Regions from separate parts of the Homo sapiens genome. Here region 2 is linked to region 1. The links are chromatin contacts, found by Hi-C or POLR2A ChIA-PET in ENCODE. All regions are on one chromosome and are shown on one strand. The core of a region is the stretch at or near the end of the contact, and the rest is flanking DNA. Distances in the headings are between cores, read along the strand shown.

What was found. Hi-C counts contacts between places; a loop is a spot of excess contacts on that map. ChIA-PET counts read pairs that join two places held with the same protein, here RNA polymerase II (POLR2A). Pooled maps may share reads with other maps.
Region 2: a loop to region 1 is called in a map with no recorded cell type, with 2.2 times the contacts of the local background. The contact joins two enhancer-like sites. A Hi-C loop is called at or near these places in 13 of 37 single-sample maps with no recorded cell type and 4 of 50 pooled maps. POLR2A ChIA-PET finds 5 or more read pairs at or near these places in 1 of 52 experiments (OCI-LY7).

Annotation. Positions count from the first base shown.
Region 1 is chr5:158,552,714-158,555,508 of GRCh38, forward strand. No RefSeq gene overlaps it. Among named protein-coding and RNA genes, the nearest start is that of LINC02227, 140 kb to the left of the region's middle. Within about 2 kb of position 1,364, at least 7 of the 41 ENCODE cell types and tissues checked have a DNase peak (open chromatin) inside an H3K27ac peak, as active enhancers do.
Region 2 is chr5:158,675,644-158,678,438 of GRCh38, forward strand. No RefSeq gene overlaps it. Among named protein-coding and RNA genes, the nearest start is that of LINC02227, 270 kb to the left of the region's middle. RefSeq lists an enhancer at 1,719-1,768. Within about 2 kb of position 1,433, at least 3 of the 41 ENCODE cell types and tissues checked have a DNase peak (open chromatin) inside an H3K27ac peak, as active enhancers do.

The DNA.
Region 1 (2,795 bases), core at 114-2,613:
TCCACATTCCAATTAAAGGAAACTAACAATTAGCTTAAATAATTTTCCCCCAGGCCACACAGCTGGTAAGTGTTAGAGGCAGGGCTCAAACCCAGATCCAGGACTAGCTAACTCCGGGCTCTGTGCCTCCTACCATTATTCTACACTGGACTCCCCATAAGTTTCCCTGTGGCATTAGTTATGTTTCCCATGCCCTTTGAGTACAGCAGTGCTGGGCATACGGTAAGCATGCAATAATTACTTATTTCCTCATTCATGTATTTAAAAATATGTATCAAAACTTACTATATGCTAGGCACCATGACAGGTGATAGGGATTCAATGGTGATGTAAGACTGGTGGACTTAAATTAATTTTTTAAAGGCATCATGGGATTTTGTATCGGCTATCTCTGTATCTAGAAGATGTCAGACTCATGGAAGTTTTGTCCATTTTATTCCCTTTGCTTATCCATTCTTTCTTGTTTACAGAAAGACTTAATTTTCTGTCTCATATCTCTGTCCTTCTTGCCCCACTATTTTTCCCCCTTCTCCAAAAATCCCAGCCCCAAAAACAGTCTACATATTGTGAAAAAGATTTCTCAAACCACAAGGGTGATGTAACTTTAGGCCTGTGTTTTCTCTCTCACACACACAAAATATTGGATATGAGTGAGATTTTAAAAAATTGGTTTTTAAATGTGATGAAAAGAGTGTCCTTTTCACCAGAACAAAACAACCCTTAATGCTGAAGCCTCCTTCCCGATATGGTTGGCTTCCAAATATGAAGAAATCTGTGCATTGGGCCACAGGCTCCAGACAAAGTCTGAGGACAAAGGAAACCTGTGGACTGGAAAGATCATCGATGTTTAGAATGAACTGGAGGCTCCCTCCAGGTTTTGGAGACTGTGGTTAAAGACATGGCCTATATTTCAATGGGCAGCAGCCCAGCAAGGCTCGTTTGTAATCCAGCTGATACGACAGGGTTTTTGCCATGGGAAGTGTTTGCATTTGAGCATTTCTCAGCCAGTCACTAGCCATCAATTACTTAGGAGTCAGATCTTGGCCAGAGGCCCCCGTTCCACAAAGTATGTCATTCTGTATTCACAGAAATGGAGTTTACAGTCCTGCCGCTAAATTAAAACTGGTGCTTCCAAATTAAAAGCAGACAGGACAGATGTGCAGGGAAGAAACGGAGACTCACATCTTTTGTGAATCAGCTAATCCTTGTGCCAGAACTTGAAATCAGCTTTTCCTGTAGAGGCCTCGACTACACCACACCTATGTAAGCTGCATTAAATGAGGTGGAATTAACATTTTACCAGATATTTCCTCTGCTCTGCCATCTGGACAAGGATAAAGAGCTCGGTGAAGCCCAGAATCCCAAAAACTGTGCAACATGAGAACATGGGGCCAGCACCTGAGGGTGGCCACATCTAGCCTGTCCCCTCATTGAGCAATATGAAGTCATGTAGGACACCAGAGGGTGGATGAAAAGCATGTGAACCAAGTATGCTGCTTCTAACGATTAACGGTTCAAGCACAATCTCAAAACTCCAGTGTCTGCACTCCTCTAGGGAAAATGATAAAAAATACGATTTTCACTATTCTGCCTGCTCCGTTAATCACCTCATGATATAAATATTAGCTTTATTTTATAGGGCATTTATGATATTAAATTTGAAAACCTCAAATATGATCTGGCAAATTCATGCTTAAAAACCTTCAGTGGCTTCTCATAGCCCTCACGATTAAGAGCAGCTTCCTTGATTGGGTCACTAAAGCCTGCAGGGTCTGGTTTCCACCTCATGTAACACTACTTCTCTCCTCTACTCTGTGCTGCAGACACATTGACTTTCTTTCCATTTCTCCTGCACACCATATTCTCTTCCACTTCAAGTTGTTCCTTCTGCTGCAAAGCTTTTCCAGCCATCCTCTTTTATAACCTCATTATTAAGAAAAAAATTCACATACACACAATTCACCCACTTAAAGTGGACTATTCAGTGGTTTCAAGCATATTCATAGAGTGGTGCAAGCATCATTACATCTATTTCAAAACGTTTTTATCACCCTTTAAAAAACCCTTTTACCTATAAGCTTTCACTTTCCATTTTCCCTCAACCCTAGGAAATCATTAATCTACTTTGCATCTCTCTTCTGTCTCCTATTGCAGACATTCAAACAAATAGGATTATCCAATATGTCGTATTTTGTTTATGACTTCTTTTACTTATCATAATGTTTTCAAGGTTCATCCATGTTGTACCGTGGATCAGTGTTTTTTTCTTAGTCATCACGTAATATCCTATTGTATGGATATACCACATTTAGTTTATCCATTCACAAGTTGATGGACATTTGAGTTACTTTCATTTTTTGACTATTATGAACAATGCCGCTATGGGCATTCATGTACAAGCTTTTGTATGGATGTATGTGTTTATTTATCTTGGGTTTATACCTAAAGATAGAACTGCTAGGTGATAAGGAAACTATGTTTAACATGTTGAGGCAACCACCATAATTTTAACTAATGTTAACTACCACTCATGCTTTGAGTTTCAACTGAAATGTAACTTCCTCACAAATGCATCCCTGTCCCTTCCACTTCCTCCTAAGGTCTCCTGCTAAATGTCTCTCATACATACTGTACCTTTTCTTCATTGTCTTAGCCTAGTTGGTTGGTATGTATTTAGGTACATAATGATTTTATATATGTCTGTCTCTCCTCTTAGACTATAAGTTAGATGGCCCTTTAGCTCATGGCTATATCCCCAAAACTCTTACTAAGGCACTGTGTCAGCCAGTCTTCAA
Region 2 (2,795 bases), core at 183-2,682, 120 kb after region 1:
GTCACTCCGTGTTTACTCTGTGGCTCACCACTCATGTGCCCAATGTCCTTGACACAATTCTAGTTTCTTTCCTGTGCTTTCCTTACGTCCCTTCTAGCATCAGCTACTTCCCAGGTGTTTCTCAGTTCTTGACAGTTTGAGGGATCCCTGCAGCGAGTTGCAGCACCTCTAATTCACTTCATAATGAAGCAGCTTGTTGTGGTGTTTTGTGTCCATTACAATCTTTTATTGCTGGGTGTGCAAGGGCTAAGTTTTCTTTTGACTTTCTTTGTCTACATGGGAGTTTGCAACTGTAACAAAGTAACAAAGGAGTCCCAGCAAGCTTGTCTCAACACGAGCTAAAGAATTAATATGCAATAAAGACTCTGATGTCTGGTGGTACTGGAGTCATTCTCACTAATCTAGGATTCTGGCTATTTCAGAGTCACCATGACTATTACCTATGGATTATCACTCTTCCAAGGCAGAGACAACTGTAATTTCTGGTAAAATTAGATTAAATAATTGCACCTTTTATAGTCCAGAACATGCTTCAAGAGTTTATGAGGCTTCAAGGTCCTTTTTGCCACCATCAATTTTGAGTTTACCACAGATGTACAGAAATTGTCAAGAGAGAGTTTTTACTAGTAGGATATTGAGTGATAGAGATTTGCAATATGCAATTTTTCTAAAGGTATCTGATTCTTTAAAATCACTGGTCCATTTTGTTTGGGGGAAGGGCAATGATTAAGATAGAGCGAAAAGACAGATTTTCTGATTTTTCACAAGAGTATAAACATGATTACAGTTTCAAGGCCTTTGCTTTGCCTTATTGGGTCACGTTCATAAAGGTAGTTATTTTACCTGATAAATTTGGAGGTACTCCTATCTTCTGAAGGTAAAAAACAAACAAACAAAAAAAAACAACGCAGTCATCTTTCTGGAAGAAGAGTACATGTTTAAGGAAATACCTGAGATCCTCTGGAAGAAGCCCACACTGGGCAGCTCTTAAAAGTTAGACCTTAGATGACTTGACTCTTTCTAGAAACTGCACTTTCTCAACCATTGACAGAAACCTGGAGACCACTTCCCCACTCTTTGGGTGCAACTCCAGCAAAGCTCACTGTGCCTGGGTCTCTCAATGGGCATTCTAGGCTATGCTGGCTGTCAGAAATGGCTCGCAGAAAGTGGGGGGCGTGATTAGCTTTAAATGAAGTTCTAAGCCACTGGTACATGAAATGAAACTTTTTTTTTCTCTCTCTCTCTCTTCTTCCCCTTCTTTAACCTGAGCTGCTGATGTAAGTGGCTCTAATTTACTTTCCCCGAGAAAACAAAGCAAAATAAAACAGGGAAAGGCAAAGAAGATCCGTTTGCGAAGTGTAGTGCTTCTGCTCCTGATAAAAGGGAGCCATTTGCTGCTTTCATGGTGTCAGTATTAATTTCCAAGCAGTCAAAGTCACCGCTAATTTATTTACAGAACAATCTCCTTGCCCAGGAGCTGGGCTGGTGAGGCAGTGGTTTCCAGCCTCCAGCTTTGTTTGTTGACAGGCTGATTTCCCACAAGGCCGTTTCCACCTGTGTTTCTGTTGTTTTTAGTACGTGTCTCCCTTTCTTCTCCCCCGCCACCGCCTCCCCAATGGCTGTTGAAGGCCCTTCTCATCTCCGGTCTCTCTCATCCCCTTCCTCCCTCCTGCCCCAAGGACTCCTGGCAGGCCTTTGCAGTCACGCTGCACTTAGAGTCTCTGCCGGTAAAGTCCCAGGGGGCGCTGCATTTCTTTCTTTCTTTTTCTCCCCCCTTTTTTTGTTTCAAGGACAAGATTCAAAAGAGCCTGCTCCACACAGGTTGTAAGGTGCACCTTCAGATCTGTCTTCAAATAGGGGCTGAGCAATTTGAATATTTGTGCTCCTGGAAATCAGTCTGTAAAATCGTCTCCCAACGCCCATTAAATTCTGCAAAATTGCTAAGCTTTGAGAACTTCATGGTGGGGTCCAATCTGGGGCCCTGGCACCTCACTGCCAAAGCACGCATCCCCAAAGATACTTATAATGGAAATGACGGAGTGGCTGATTTGGCCCTAGCTTCTTGCATATCAAAGGCAGGAGGGCGGGAGGGAAGCATCCATAGAGCAGTCAGGATGCACCCCGCATGCCAGGTAATATATTGAGATGTTTAAAGCACACTGCTCGGCATGCACATGTGTCTGTCTCTCTGCTATTTTATACATTATCTGCAGGGCGGCAGGTACAAGGATAAGGCATGCTTTGAAGTCAGTGGCAGTGCCACCTGGGCATGGAGTGGGAAATAGGCATTATATAGCCTTTTTTCATATGACATATTTGCTATCTCCATGAGGAATACTTTGAGACCAGAAAAGAGATCACTGCGGCTATATAACCCACACCAAATCTTGCCACATTGGACCTATGATGTATTTACTGATTTTAAAAATACCAGAGGTATAATCTTGCCCAGAAAATGTGCCTCCACCCTAACTCCTCAGCCTCTTCATAGTATGTACAAATTGTTTTTCTGCATATTTTTTTTAACAAATGTTGTCTGTCTAGATTCAGAGATTTTTATTAGTGTGTTTGTGTTTAAAGGTGCTGGGTTAAAAATACCCCCTCATCGCCAAAGGAAGGCGAAGGGGGACAAAAAAAAAAAAAAAACACAGAGCTTTGTCCACTTGGAATTGGAGGGTAATCTGGAAAATTATAAAGAACTACAAGCCTGGCAAAGAGAATTTTGTTCTTTTCAGTGGTTGAAAAGAAGAGTAAAAAGGGTAAGACATGGCCTGTGGTTTCCATCCATCAGTAAT